Linked DNA regions of Homo sapiens: all the other regions are linked to region 2. A link is an interaction called in ENCODE POLR2A ChIA-PET data of the cell type or tissue named here. Cell type or tissue: GM12878. All regions are shown on one strand. Region 1 overlaps PLAC8 (placenta associated 8). Region 2 overlaps THAP9 (THAP domain containing 9). Region 3 overlaps SCD5 (stearoyl-CoA desaturase 5).

What was found. Peaks named below come from ENCODE experiments on the same cell type or tissue, not always from the same donor. Only the 100,000 strongest peaks of a DNase experiment are listed, where the experiment ranks them.
Region 1: POLR2A ChIA-PET joins it to region 2 with 5 read pairs; 7 of 35 experiments call an interaction of 5 or more read pairs at or near these places.
Region 3: POLR2A ChIA-PET joins it to region 2 with 5 read pairs; 4 of 35 experiments call an interaction of 5 or more read pairs at or near these places.

Annotation. Positions count from the first base shown.
Region 1 is chr4:83,098,534-83,103,533 of GRCh38, forward strand. All of the region lies in intron 3 of PLAC8 (placenta associated 8), which reads right to left. Among named protein-coding and RNA genes, the nearest start is that of PLAC8, 14 kb to the right of the region's middle. In GM12878, no CTCF peak of the experiment used is centred here; no DNase peak of the experiment used is centred here.
Region 2 is chr4:82,902,453-82,907,452 of GRCh38, forward strand. THAP9 (THAP domain containing 9) reads left to right here. Exons shown (of 5, transcript NM_024672.6): 2 at 2,284-2,479; 3 at 3,872-4,175. Among named protein-coding and RNA genes, the nearest start is that of THAP9-AS1, 4.0 kb to the left of the region's middle. In GM12878, no CTCF peak of the experiment used is centred here; DNase peaks (open chromatin) are centred at 1,454, 3,019 and 4,114; H3K4me3 peaks cover 278 bases; H3K27ac peaks cover 486 bases.
Region 3 is chr4:82,792,986-82,797,985 of GRCh38, forward strand. All of the region lies in intron 1 of SCD5 (stearoyl-CoA desaturase 5), which reads right to left. Among named protein-coding and RNA genes, the nearest start is that of SCD5, 3.3 kb to the right of the region's middle. RefSeq lists an enhancer at 4,037-4,558. In GM12878, no CTCF peak of the experiment used is centred here; no DNase peak of the experiment used is centred here; H3K4me3 peaks cover 783 bases.

The DNA.
Region 1 (5,000 bases), 200 kb after region 2:
AATGCAAACATGAAATTTGGTTTTCTCTTTCAAAGATGATTTTTATGTAATGTTAAAAGATAATGAAAGAGTTTTGTTTTCTCCTTTGGGTAAATGGCAGGGAAAAAAAGGAGGACAGAAAGAAGAGACAGATTCAGCTGGCTTCATGCTATCTTCATTGAGTCTTGTTTGGAAAGCTAAGTCTCCTCTATCAGAATAAAGGTTTTTTTTTTTTTAATTTTTTTGAGTTATTTTTGCCAAATGAATGACTTATGGTGACTTGGGATTCTATTTTGTGATATCTGGTGTTTTAAACCTTTGATATTTGACAAGCTTTCCAAAATCAAATTATAAATTATGTCTCTTTCTAACCTAATATTTAGATATTAGGTCCTCTAAAGTCTCAAAATGGCTTATTTGGTACAAAAATCATACAGGAAGCATTGTCAAATATCAAATGACTTTCTTTGGTCTATATTTGTGTAAATGTGTTATTGGTGTATGTTCCAAAATTATATAAAACTGCTATAATTCTAATATGACTTAGTATATGTTAACAATAATAATTATAATTATTATGTTAAATGACTGTGTGCCACAGAAGTAAATTTCCTTGTCAATTGTGCCTTTAACTGTGGCTGCCCTAAAATGTTTTTGTCATCCACAGACAATTGTTTTCTCACTTTGGTCCTCTTTAAAAGATGATTTTATAATCAGCTATAACTTTTTTTTTTTTTGAGATGGAGTTTCATTCTTGTCCAGGCTGGAGTACAATGATGCAATCTTGGCTCACTGCATTTACAAATTGAAGGTTTGTGGCAACCCTGCATCAAGCAAGTCTAAGGGTGCCATTTTTTCCAATAGCGTGTGCTCACTTCATGTCTCTGTGTCACAGTTTGGAAATTCTTGCAATATTTCAATTTTTTTCATTCTTATTATATCTGTTATGGCCACCTGTGATCATTAAGAGTTTGATGTTACTATTTATTTTGGGGCACCATGAACTGCACCCATCCATATAAGATGGTGATATAGTTTGGATGTTGTCCCCACCCAAATCTCACATCAAATGTAATCCCCAATGTTGGAGGTGGGGCCTGGTGGGAGGTGACTGGATCATAGCAGCAGATTTTCCCTTTAGTACTGTGTTCCAATAGTGCGTGAGTTCTCGTGAGATCTGGTTGTTTAAAAGTGTGTAGCAGAGGCTGGGCATGGTGGCTCACACCTGTAATCCCAGCACTTTGGAAGGCCAAGGCAGGCGGATCACAGGGTCAAGAAATCTAGACCATCCTGGCCAACATGGTGAAACCCCATCTCTACTAAAAATACAAAAAAAAAAAAAAATTAGATGGGTGTGGTGACGCACACCCGTACTCCCAGCTACTCAGGAGGCTGAGGCAGGAAAATTGCTTGAACCTGGGAGGCAGAGGTTGCAGTGAGACGAGATCATACCACTGCACTCCAGCCTGGTGACAGAGCGAGACTCTGTCTCAAAAAAAAAAAACAAAAAACTGCCGGGCGCGCGAGGCGGGCAGATCACAAGGTCAGGAGATCGAGACCATCTTGCCTAACATCCTGCCTAGACGGTGGAACCCCGTCTCTACTAAAAATACAAAAAAATAGCCAGGCGTGGTGGCGGGCTCCTGTAGTCCCAGCTACTTGGGAGGCTGAGGCAGGAGAATGGCGTGAACCCAGGAGGTGGAGCTTGCAGTGAGCCAAGATCGTGCCACTGCACTCCAGCCTGGGTGACAGAGCGAGACTCCATCTCAAAAAAAAAAAAAAAAATGTGTAGCACCTCTGTCTCCCTTCCTCCTGCTCCAGTCATGTGAAGTGCTGGCTCCCCCTTTGCTTTCTGCCATAATTGTAAGCTTCCACAGGTCTCCCTAGAAGCAGATGCCACTATGCTTCCTGTACAGCCTGTGGAACCATGAGCCAATTAAACCTCTTTTCTTTATAAATTACCCAGTCTCAGGTACTTCTTTATAGCAATGCGAGAACCTTTTCTTTATAAGTTACCCAGCCTCAGGTACTTCTTTATAGCAATGCGAGAACGGACTAATACCGACAGCAAATTTAATTGATAAATGTGTGTATTCTGACTGCTCCACTGACCAGCTGTTCTGTTCTCCTATCTCTCTTCCTCTCCTTGGGCCTCTCTATTCCCTGAGACACAACAATACTGAAATTAGGTCAACCAATAACCCTACAATGGCCTCTAAATGTTCAAATGAAAGGAAGAGTCACATATCTCCTACTTAAATCAAAAGCTAGAAATAATTAAGCTTAGTGAGAAAAACATATTGAAACCAGAGAGAGGCTGAAAGCTAGTCCTCTTGTGCCAAATGGTTAGCCAAGTTGTGAATGCAGTGGAAAAGTTCTTGAAGGAAATTAAACATGCTACTCCGGTGAACATAAAAATGATAGGAAAGCAAAACAACCTTATTGCTAATCTGGAGAAAGTTTGAGTGGTCTGGATAGGAGACCAAACCAGCCACAACATTCCCATAAGTCAAAGCCTAATCCACAGCAAGGCCCCAGTGCTCTTCGGGTTCTATGAAGGATAAGAGAGACAAAGCTGCAGAAGAAGCTGGGCGTGGTGGCTCATGCCTATAATCCCAGCACTTTGGGAGGCCGAGTTGGGCAGATCACGAGGTCAGGAGATTGAGACCATCCTGACCAACATGGTGAAATCCCGTCTCTACTAAAAATACAAAAAAATTAGCTGGGTGTGGCGGCACGGGCCTGTAATCCCAGCTACTGGCGAGGCTGAGGCAGGAGAATCGCTTGAACCCGGGAGGCAGAGTTTGCAGTGAGCCAAGATCGTGCCCCACTGCACTCCAGCCTGACGACAGAGCGAGACTGCATCTCAAAACAAAAACAAAAACAACAACAAAAAAGAAAGCTGCAAAAGAAAAGTCTGAAGCTAAAAGAGGTTGCTTCATGAGGTTTAAGGAAAGATGTCTTCTCCGTAACATAAAAGCACAAGGCGAAGCAGCAAGTGCTGATGGAGAAGGTGTGGCAAGTTATCCAGAAGGCCTAGCTAAGATAATTGATTAAGGTGGCTACGCTAAAAAACAGATTTTCAATGAAAATGAAACAGCCTTATTGGAAGAAGATGCCATCAAGGAAATTCAAAGTTAGAAAGGAGAAGTCCGTGCCTGTATTCAAAGGTGCCAAAGACAGGCTGACTCTCTTGTTAGGAGATAATGCAACTGGTGACTTTAAGTTGAAGCCAATGCTCATTTACTATTTGCAAAATCCTAGAGCCCTTAAGAATTATTCTAATCACTTTTCTTTCCCCTACCCCATGAGAAAAAAAAATAATTATGCTAAATCTGCCTGTGCTCTATAAATGGAACCACAAAACCTGATGACAGCACGTGTTGACAGCATTGTTTACCAAATATTAAGCCCACAACTGAAACCTATACTCACAAAGAAAGATTATTTTCAAAATATTACTGTTCACTAACAATGTACCTAGACATCCAAGAACTCTGATGAAGACATACAAAGAGATTAATGTTATTTTCATGCCTTCTAAAAGAACACCTATTCTGCAGCCAATCAAGGAGTAATTTTGATTTTCAAGTCTTATTATTTAAAAAAAAAAACACTTTTGAAGGCTGTAGCTGCCATAGACAGTGATACCTCTGATGGATCTAGGGAAAATAAATTGAAAATCTTGTGGAAATGATTAATAATTTTAGGTTTCATTAAGAACATTCATGATTCCTGGCCAGGTGTGGTGGCTCACAGCTGTAATCTCAGCACTTAGGGAGGCCAAGGCAGGCGGATCACTTGAGGTCAGGAGTTTCGAGACCAGCCTGGCCAACATGGTAAAAACCCATCTCTACCAAAAAATAAAAATAAAAAATTAACTGGGTGTGATGCTGCACATCTATAGCCCCAGGTACTCAGGAGGCTGAGGTGGGAGAATTGCTTGAACCTGGGAGGGGAAGGCTGCAGTGAGCCGAGACGGCGCCACTGCACTCCAGCCTGGGTGACAGAGTGAGACCCTGTCTCAAAAAACAAAACAGAAAAACATTCATGATTCCTGGGGGGAGATCAAAATATCAACAGTAAAGGAGATTGGAAGAAGTTGATTCTATCCCTCATGGATGACTTTGAGGTGTTCAAGACTTCAGTAGAGAAAGTAACTACAGATGTGGTAGAAATAGCAAGAGAACTAGAATTAGAAATGGATCCTAAAGATGTCACTGAATTGCTGCAATCTCATGATAAAACTTGAGGAGCTACTTCTTATGGATGAGCAAAGAAAGCTGTTTCTTGGCCGGGCGCGGTGGCTCACGCCTGTAATCCCAACACCTTGGGAGGCCGAGGCGGGCGGATCATGAGGTCAGGAGATTGAGACAATACTGGCTAACACGGTGAAACCCCGTCTCTACTAAAAATACAAAAAATTAGCCGGGCGTAGTGGCGGGCACCTGTAATCCCAGCTACTCAGGAGGCCGAGGCAGGAGAATGGCGTGAATCTGGGAGGCGGAGCTTGCAGTGAGCCGAGATGGCGCCACTGCACTCCAGCCTGGGTGACAGAGCAAGACTCCCTTTAAAAAAAAAAAAAAGAAAGCTATTTCTTGAGGCTGGGCGCGGTGGCTTCTGCCTGTAATCCCAGCACTGTGGGAGGCCGAGGCGGGCGGATCACAAGGTCAAGAGATCAAGACCATCCTGGCCAACATGGTGAAACCCTGTCTCTACTAAAAATACAAAAATTAGCTGGGCACGGTGGCGGGTACCTGTAATCTCAGCTACTCGGGAGGATGAGGCAGGAGAATCGCTTGAACCTGGGAGGCGGAGGTTGCAGTGAGCCGAGATCTCACCACTGCACTCCAGCCTGGCAACAGAGTGAGACTCCATCTCAACAAAGAAAGAAAGAAAGAAAGAAAGTGGTTTCTTGAGATGGAATCAACTCCTGGTGAAGATGCTGTGACCATGGTTGAAATAACAACAAAGGATTGAGAATATTCCATAAGCTTAGTTGATAAAGCCGTAACAGGGTT
Region 2 (5,000 bases):
AACTACTCAGGTGTCCCAGCCCACCCCATGGACTAAGAATATCAACAGCTGTACTCACTAGGCATACCTGTTGGGAAGCTTTGCATCAGAGGACCACGCTAGTAATAGAAGTTGTTGGACCAGCCAACTTTTGAGGGTTCCTTGCACGTTTAGAGACTATACCCAATCTGTGGAAAAGCTCCCTTGCAAAATATGTTCCATGAGTTAGAAAAGAACTCAGTGAAAAAAGATAGATTTGCCCCAACTTTATTGGAAAAAGAATTCCCTGTTCATTTGCCCTTGATCAAGTATCATCATCTTCTTAGAACAATAAAATTATAATCCCAGAAATGGAATTAGTTGTTCTTAGGAAAGATCGAACTTTGGATAGTACTTTACAGTTTACAAAGTGATTTTGAATACATTTGTAGCCTCATACACTCTTACTACAGCCCTGTGAGGAAGTTCTAAGATTGAGAGATGTGTCTAATACCATATAGCTGGTAGAAGGTCACTGAAGCTTAAATACAGGTTTTCCAATTCAGAGTTCTTTCTCAAGGTGATTTAGAGAGCATATCAGAATTATGTTTTACCATGCTGCTATATTTTTGTAGCATTTAGCTGAGAAATAAAATTTATACCAATCTCAGTTCTAGTAACTATGTGTTTTAAAGTCTAAATTAAAATACACAAAAAGCATAGTTACCTATAAGTCTGTCTCTAAGATAACGTCAAAGAAGAAGGGGCAGAAAGAGTAGTTTTGTGCTTTTTATTGTGTTAATTTCACAAGTTTCTTTTTCTTTTCTTTTTTGAGATGAAATCTTGCTGTCGCCCAGGCTGGAGTGCAGTGGCACTATCTTGGCTCACTGCAACTTTGCCTCCCAGGTTCAAGCGATTCTCCTGCCTCAGCCTCCCTAGTAGCTGGGATTACAGGTGGGAGCCACCAGGCCCGGCTAATTTTTGTATTTTTATTAGAGACAGGGTTTCACCATGTTGTCCAGGCTGGTCTTGAACTCCTGACCTCAAGTGATCCGCCCGCCTCGGCCTCCCAAAGTGTTGGGATTACAGGCGTGAGCCACCACGCCTGGCCGACAAGTTTCTAAACATAATTTGGCTTGGATTGAAAAATAAATAAATGCAAGGTAATTTTTATAATCAAGGCTAGGAAAAAGTAGTGCCTTTAAACATGAAAAAACAATATAGTAAATATACTTGTCTTGTTTTCTACTGCTGCATAACAAGTTACCTCAAAATTCAGTATAAACATTTTTATCTCACACATTTCTGAGGGTCAGGAATTCAGGAGTGTAGCTCGATGTTACAGTATCTCATAAGATTGCACTCATCTGAAGGCTGAAGTCACCTGCTTTCAAAAAGACTAACTCAACATGGCCTTTGACTGGAGGCCTCAGTTCCTCACCAACTAGTTTTCTCCACAGGACTGCTTTATAACATGCCAGATACCTTACCACAGAGCAAACCATTCTCTACAGAGAGCAAGGAGGAAAGCTTGTTCCTTTATGACGTAGTCTGTGGTCACTTACTGTCACATGTTCTTTTTCCATTCCTTAGCAAATCACTAACTCTAGCCCATACTCACTCAAGGGGAGGGGAATTAGGCTCCCCCTTTTTTTTTTTTTTTTTTTTTTTGTTACGGAGTTTCACTCTTGTTGCCCAGGCTGGAGTGTAATGGTGCGATCTCGGCTCACTGCAGCCTCCACCTCCGGATTCAAGAGATTCTCCTGCCTCAGCCTCCCCAGTAGCTGGGATTACAGGCACCCGCCACCACGTCCGGCTAATTTTTTATATGTTTAGTAGAGACGGGGTTTCACCATGTTGTCCAGGCTGGTCTTGAACTCCTGACTGCTGATCCTCCCGCCTCAGCCTCCCAAAGTGCTGGGATTACAGGCATGAGCCACTGCACCCAGCCAGGCTTCACTTCTTAAAAGGAAGAGTACCAAATAGTTTAAAATCACTACAGGAAAGGAAAAGATGCATATATTCTTTAACCATTTAAATTTGAGCAAATTCTATTAAGTGTAGGAAGTGAAGACAAAATATAGTAGGATTTTTAATATGGGAATTGCCCCTCTATGATTGACAAAGAAAAATCAGATATTGAACCTTTGGATTAAAAAAAATCAAAGAACTTTGAAAAATGAACTAAGTAAATTAAACTTTTAATTCACTTGGCTTTATGTTTCTATAAAGCAGTAAAATAATAGATGGGTTTATATAATAAATACTACTGTAATAGTACTATAATGTTTTCATGTTAATGGAACTTTAATGTGATTGTCATAGATTTCCAACTGATACCATACAGCGCTCAAAATGGATCAGGGCTGTTAATCGTGTGGACCCCAGAAGCAAAAAGATTTGGATTCCAGGACCAGGTGCTATACTGTGTTCCAAACATTTTCAAGAAAGTGACTTTGAGTCATATGGCATAAGAAGAAAGCTGAAAAAAGGAGCTGTGCCTTCTGTTTCTCTATACAAGGTATTTAAATGTAGGTGTAAGTCAACAAAATGAAAATTTACAGAGCCTTTAAAAATCAAGATAGCCCCCATTATAGCTAGAATTTGCAGACAAAAAAACCCAAGTCTTAAATCCAGTAATAGATTTTAAATGCTTTGAAAATTTAAAAAAAAAATTATATATATTAGCATTTGTTCTGGAGCTTTTAAAAAACTATATAAATGCAAATCATTTGTCTAGATATATATAAAGGTTACTAACCAATTGCAAAAATCAACTGGTAGATATAAATAGCCTTAGAATACAGGCTTTTGTTAAGTATGAGACAGCTTTCATAGTACTTTGAAATTATCTATGTTTTTTGGTTCCTCCTAATAATGTTATTTATCTTGATCAAAAATATACCTAATTATTAACATTGATACAGGAAGTATGTGGGAAATAATGAAACTTTCTATGAGTGAGTCACCAGTATTGGTATGATATTCTTCTGTTTCCTATGACTGTTTTTATTTTATCCTTTTACCCCTTAACCACAACTCTGACACATGGGCTTTCACTTTCTGCACAGTCTGTGATAGTCACCTAACTGTTCTATTCTGACACTAGCCTTACTTTCCTCTTAATCGTCAGTCTCCTTCTTCCAGTATTGGTTTATCTCATTCCCCTATTCGGAAGTATTTAGTTGGTGTCAAATTCAAACTCACCAAGTCCCAAGAGCTTCCTATTAACTGATTTGTACATTTTTAACTGTCCTGAATTATCTTTTCAAACCATATATACTTACTATATATGTGATAAATTTGCTTGCTTTCATACTTTTGTGTAAAATCAATAATGGCTGCCATGTGTTGAGAGCTACAATGGTCCAGGCATTGTACTAGGAGATTTACATAAATTCTTATATTGTATCTTCAAAAGAATCCTGTATTATTATCCACATTTTACAGATGAGGACACAAGGGATTGTAGAGCTTATGTGACAGCTAATTGAGGGAGCTAAGATTCAAACCCAGGTCAGTCTTAATTCCAAAGCCATGCACTGTCCACTATGCCTTCTTTTTTGCACAAATAACTTCTCTGTCACCTTCATTAACCATGTTATTGTACCTTCTAAGAACTGCTTAAAACTCACTTCCATGAAGCCATCCCAGTTTACTACCACCTTTCTCTAGTTACTTTATTTCAGAAACTTTCAACATCATATTAATATTTCTGTGTAGTGCAAAAAAAAAAAGCCTGTTTATATTACCCTATAAACTATACATTAAAACATTCAGAGATTATGACCTTTTCTTTCCTAACTAACTCTCCACAGCAACCAGATTAGTGCTTTGTATTTAGGGTATTTTTACAGATACTCTTCTATGTGATTATTTCTAAAATAACTTTAATTTTATATATCTGTCATAGATTCCTCAAGGTGTACATCTTAAAGGTAAAGCAAGACAAAAAATCCTAAAACAACCTCTTCCAGACAATTCTCAAGAAGTTGCTACTGAGGACCATAACTATAGTTTAAAGACACCTTTGACGATAGGTGCAGAGAAACTGGCTGAGGTGCAACAAATGTTACAAGTGTCCAAAAAAAGACTTATCTCCGTAAAGAACTACAGGATGATCAAGAAGAGAAAGGGTTTACGATTAATTGATGCACTTGTAGAAGAGAAACTACTTTCTGAAGAAACAGAGTGTCTGCTACGAGCTCAATTTTCAGGTACTTCCCCCTAGTAACCTGTAGTATTTACAAAAATAGCTATTTTTCTGAGGTACCATTAAGTATTTATTTTGTTCTTGCCTATGAAAACATGCTTTCAGTTGGGAAGTGAAAGTCTCAGTAGCTTAAGAAGAATGAAAATTAATCACCAAAATTCTTTTGTATCTTATGGTTTTCCAGTTATAAAAGTAACATTTATTATAGGAAAAGCAAAGAAATATTTAAGTAATTAAAATAATGTTAATCCCACTACCCAGAGATGAAACCATATGGTTTATACCATTTTCTGTTCTGCACTTATCACTTTTTGTAGTAGCTCTTACCCATTTGCTACTGCAAATTCATTATAAACAGTTTTAACTGCTACATAATTTTACCAAAGTCTTTTTGCAGTAGAGTTGTACTAGTTTGCAGAATTTCTTTGAGCTTGGAAATTGTGTATCTCCACATTTTTTTCTAAAATATTCTATAGAGTAGACTATAAACCCATGGAAAGGCTACCTAGTCCTCTTTAGAGTGAACTAAGATCTTTGAAGAAGGGCAAAATAAAAATTGCCAACTTGTTCTTTGATGAAAGCAGCAGAGATTTGGATTTACATTCTAGGAAAAGAGAAATGTGTCCTCTTTTTAGAAAAGAGTAGCTATCTCCAAAGGAGATGAATATTTTATGTTTTTCCAAGAGGGGACTAGAGGTCATAAATAGGAATCCCCACCAGGAACAGAATTTTTTTTTTTTCTCTTGATATTAGGCAAGATGGTCTGTTCAGTCTGAATAGTACCCTATCCCCAGAAATGTTTTTCATATCTAATTTTCACCCTCAGATA
Region 3 (5,000 bases), 110 kb before region 2:
TTGTTGGGACTATTAGAGCCAGCAAAAGCACACTCTATTCTTTCGGGTCTAGCTGCAATCCAGGCTTGGGTAAGGCTCTTAATGCTTGCCCATTTGTTAAAAATGCAAGAGTTGTAACAACAATGGGCTTGGAATTACAACGTTTGAAAGGAAGAGTCATTCACTTTTCTTAGATTTTTAGTAGTTTAATTGAGCATTAAAGTTTTTTAAATGATGAGTCAAAGGAAGAGGGAGGGAGAAAAGTCAAAACTGAGACTCTAAGAGATTCAAAGAAATGATGTGGCCCTGTTTCTGTAGCAATTGTAACTGGCTGTGCTCAAAAATCCCAAAGAAAACGCTCAAGACCAGCTGAGTTGTCAGCTGAACAAAAAGATCCCAGCTACAAAACAATGATCTTTTGGAGGAAAACAGGAGGAAGATGGAATGAAAGAGAAGGGCATGAAGGAGGGAGGAAGCACAGAAGGGATTTGTGTTCATCTCTCTTTGGAACGTTGAGAAAGAGCCCTTATTTCCAAAGCCAAATCTATCTTTTCTATGCAAGAGAGGCTGTGAAGCCAAGTTCTGTGCCATCTTTGTGGAATTTATTGCGCTGCCGGAAGACTTTTTTTTCTTCTGCTAAAGAAAAGGGGCCAGTATTAGGACCAATAATAATGACAGTGAATAATTAACACCAACCAAGAGCCAGGCACTGTGCTCAGTGATTTACACATATCATCTAATTTGATTCTCACAACTTTAGGAACAAACAGTATTAATATATCCATTTTAAAGGTGAGAAAACTGCTTCAGAGATGTAAATTTGTCCAAGGCCATTCAGCTGGTAAGTAAGTAGAAGAGCAGGGATTCACATTCAGATCTGCCTGTCTACTGAGCCTTGCTTACTCTAGAAAACCTTGGGGCAAGACAGAAGTCCATGACCATGCATTCTTGGGGGTCCTCAACAACCTGAGGGACTTGATGGAAAAGAAGCACAACCCAATGAAGACATCAGGACCAGGTACAGACTACCCGATGCCCAACGGAAGACAGCTCATCTTTGGGCAAATTTCAGAATGTGACTGGTGGACCAGTGCCTTCCAAGCCCCAGCTTCTACTGACCATCCCATCACCCCACACTGCCTTGTTAATCTCCACCACTTCTCAGTTTCCTTGCCATATGCTGAATCCCACTCAGGATGGTACAGATGCTCCAAGAACCCAGCAGGGCACCAGAGAACGCTATATCTGCCTTAACAATGGTCACGTTTGCGCCAAGACAGGATAGAAGGATGGCTGATCTATCAAAGGAAACAGGGAAAATTACTGCTTTGCATGCCTGGTGCTGTCACTGAAGTTATCTCATGAGGAAAAGAGTCATGATGTCACTATGGGACACATTTAGGGGACTCGGATGACATTTAGGGAAAAAACAGAAAAGGCCTTGATGTTTCTGGGAGCCAACAGCCAGATGTCTGGAGGCCATCAGGGGAGGCTCCGCTGGGAAGCAGCCCCAGGACTCACACGTCCACACAGTAACTGCAAGGCCTCACTCCCTGCTCTACCCATCTTGGGATTCAGGGCATTGACTAACTGTCCCTTTGGCCAGAAACTCTCAAGCAGGCATTTTTGTGAGCTCAAGCCTTCAGATGCAGGTTTTTCCTCTAGTTGGAGTTTGCATTCTGTCCATTTTTTTTTTTTTTTTTGAGACGGAGTCTCACTCTGTCGCCTAGGCTGGAGTGCAGTGGCGCAATCTCGGCTCCCTGCAAGCTCCACCTCCCAGGTTCACGCCATTCTCCTGCCTCAGCCTCCCGAGTAGCTGGGACTACAGGTGCCCACCACCACGCCCGGCTAATTTTTGTATTTTTTTTAGTAGAGATGGGGTTTCACCGTGTTAGCGAGGATGGTCTCGATCTCCTGACCTTGTGATCAGCCCGCCTCGGCCTCCCAAACTGCTGGGATTATAGGCGTGAGCCACCATGCCCGGCCGCTTTCTGTCCTTGAAAGTCATGAACGCATTGCTGAGGACCTGGGGGCACCAAGAGCATTCTGTCCTGACAGCCTGCCCACTCATAAAACGAAAAGGATAAAAAGGGAAAACAACATGCTCTGGCCCCAAGGAGAACTAACAACTTGATGAACTAACAATTTGATGGCTCTTTCACGGATGACATTTTACCACCACACAAATTACTCTCTGCACACTGCACATCCAACACATCCCCTGCTGGGTGCACTGCATAGATGCCTCTTGTTTCCAGCACAACCTCATCTGGTGTGGAGGGTGGCAAGCAATGGACAGGCTAAGCCTATTTCCTCTACAAGTCAGGTCCTTGAAGTGCATGAGCAGCCCACTGGGGCATGAACTTGGCCCTAATGCTACACATAACCAGTAGGGAGGTGGTGAAAAAGGGCCTTCAGTGGGGGGAAATTTGTGGATCAAGGCACCAGGGCTTTCACTGAAAATAACCCTGAGTCAGTGGTCTGCCTCGTCCCTCTGCTTACTATGTAGCCTAGCCATCAGCACAGCTGATCTTAGCTGGTCTCTGATTGTCCCTCATTTCTTCCCTCAAAAGCTATTCATGAGACTGGGTACAGTGGCTCACGCCTGTAATCCCAGTACTTTGGGAGGACTGCTTGAGCCCAGGAATTCAAGACCGGCCTGGGCAACATGGTGAGACCCCCATCTCTACAAAAAAATGAAAAAGAAAATAGCCAGGTGTGGTGGTGCACACCTGTAGTCCCAGCTACTTGGGAGGCTGCGGTGGGAGCATTGCTTGAGCCCAGGAGACTGAGACTGCAGTGAGCTATGATCGTGCCACTGCACTCCAGCAAGACCCTGTCTCACAAAAAAAAAAAAAAAAAAAAAAAAAAGCAGCAGAGGCAGTAGCTATTCATCAGATAAGACCCATTGTTTGGACTGTTTCTAAGTCACAATTTTGGACCTTAAAACTCTAATATCTACCATTGTCTGCTATTTTTTTTTTTAGGGAGGCAATGAAGGTGGGGAGAGAATTAAGACTTACGGGCCGGGCGCAGTGGCTCACGCCTGTAATTCCAGCAGTTTAGGAGGCTGAGGTGGGTGGATCACGAGGTCAGGAGATTGAGACCATCCTGGCTAACACGGTGAAACCCCATCTCTACTAAAAATACAAAAAATTAGCCGGGCGTGGTGGCGGGCACCTGTAATCCCAACTACTTGGGAGGCTGAAGCAGGAGAATGGTGTGAACCCAGGAGGCGGAGCTTGCGGTGAGCCGAGATCGCACCACTGCACTCCAGCCTGGGCGACAGAGCGAGACTCTGTCTCAAAAAAAAAAAAAAGACTTAGGAAATAGCAGATGAAGCACAGGCAGAATTTATCCAGGAAGGTATGGAATGGGGTTTGGGACATGAGTCACAAAGGGGAAACCAGATTCCTTCAGTGTGTTAACTTCTCTAAGGAAGCTAGAGGACACTGGGGCCTGGGAGGTGTCCTCTAAGCCAAGATCTTTCAGAACAAAGGTTCTATCTTCACCACAGAGAGCGGTCCGGAAAGGGCAGAGGTGACCTGGCAAACTTGGAGAGAGGGGCCTTGTCCTTGTGGCTCCTGGTCCAGTGCCAGGGTCTTGGGGCTCAGAGGCTGTAAGAAGTGGAGCCAGTGAGCCCTAGGCATGTAAGATAATATTTTAAGTGCTCACTTTTCCCTGAGCACTCTCTGAACACCACAGCTATTAAAGATAAGCCTCAATCCCCTAGAGGTCACCAGGCTCTGAGGACCAAGCCCAGCCCTGCCTCTGGAAGCAGGGGGGAGAGAGGAGCTTGTTGGAGAACTCTGGGCAATAAGGGCTTTGGTTGGCAGTGTCGGAGTGTGTTGATGAAGCAACAGCTGAACATCATACAGTCTACAGTCAGTTGGAGAATTAAACCAACACATAAAGGTGATGGTGAAAAGGACACAGAAATGAGGAGGTGCACTGAGAGAAGGAAAGATGAAGCAGGAGATTTCCCAGAGCTTTGGGGAGACTTTAAAGGCTTTAGGGATCCCCAAAGATCCTACCTCTCTCACCATCCGTCAACTCTGCTATGCCCTCCCTGAGCCACACCCCCTAAGAGGTACCCACTTCTGGATGGGTTTACTTCCAAGAGCAGGGACTGCAGGATTTCAAGGGAAGGCTTGGAACCATAGTGGCCCCATTATCTACCTAGGCATTTGCAGCTGGCACCATGCCAAAAAAGCCCTGTAGAAAGAGGTCTTATTTTCTTCCTTCCTCTTCCCCTCTGGAAATAAAAGTAGGTTGTGTTTCTCCTGCCCGCCCCTAGAGATCAGGGAAACGGGAGCTGGAAGGGCATCTTGGATTACCTCGTCAAATTCTCACTCAGCATATCAATGCCTGTGCCTTTTGTCCTGGCTACTGCCGCTTCAGTAAAGGAGGCCAAAACCAGTTATTGCGGCCAGGGCGGCTGCGAAGTGGTTCAAAGATCAACGACTGGGGTCGTGTAGGGTGGGCACGCAGTCCCTGGGGCCCAGGGGAAGGGGAATGGTGGTCGGCGCCCGGGCTCCCTTCCCTACTGGCAGGAGTGGGGGTGCACGGAAGGAGGGTACCAGGAGAGCCACAGGTTCCCACTGGCCACATGGGAACAGGGTTTGGAGAAGGCTCTGCACAGCCACAGTCGGAGCTTCGTGCTAGGGTCAGACCGCTCTCGCCATGGGATCGGTTTGCTCACCGAGAAACTTCACCGAGAACTGCAAATGGGCATAGAAGATTGCGGAGGGGGCAGGGACAGGGGCCTTGGAGAGGCAAGAGGGGAACCGGTATCTTCCATCTGGTGCGCGTAAACCAAGACTCTATCCTGTGCCGGGTCTCTCCTCCCCGGTCCAACTCCCTTACTTGTCCTCATCTCTGTCCCCAAGGTCCGTGACCCGCGGAGGTGATGGGGGGGATAGGAGAGCCCCAGGGACCGCAGAGGTGACACAATCGCCCGCCCGTCCTCCCTCGCTGGGAGCCGATTCAGCCTGTGCCGAGCCTCTCCCTTCGCGCGCCTC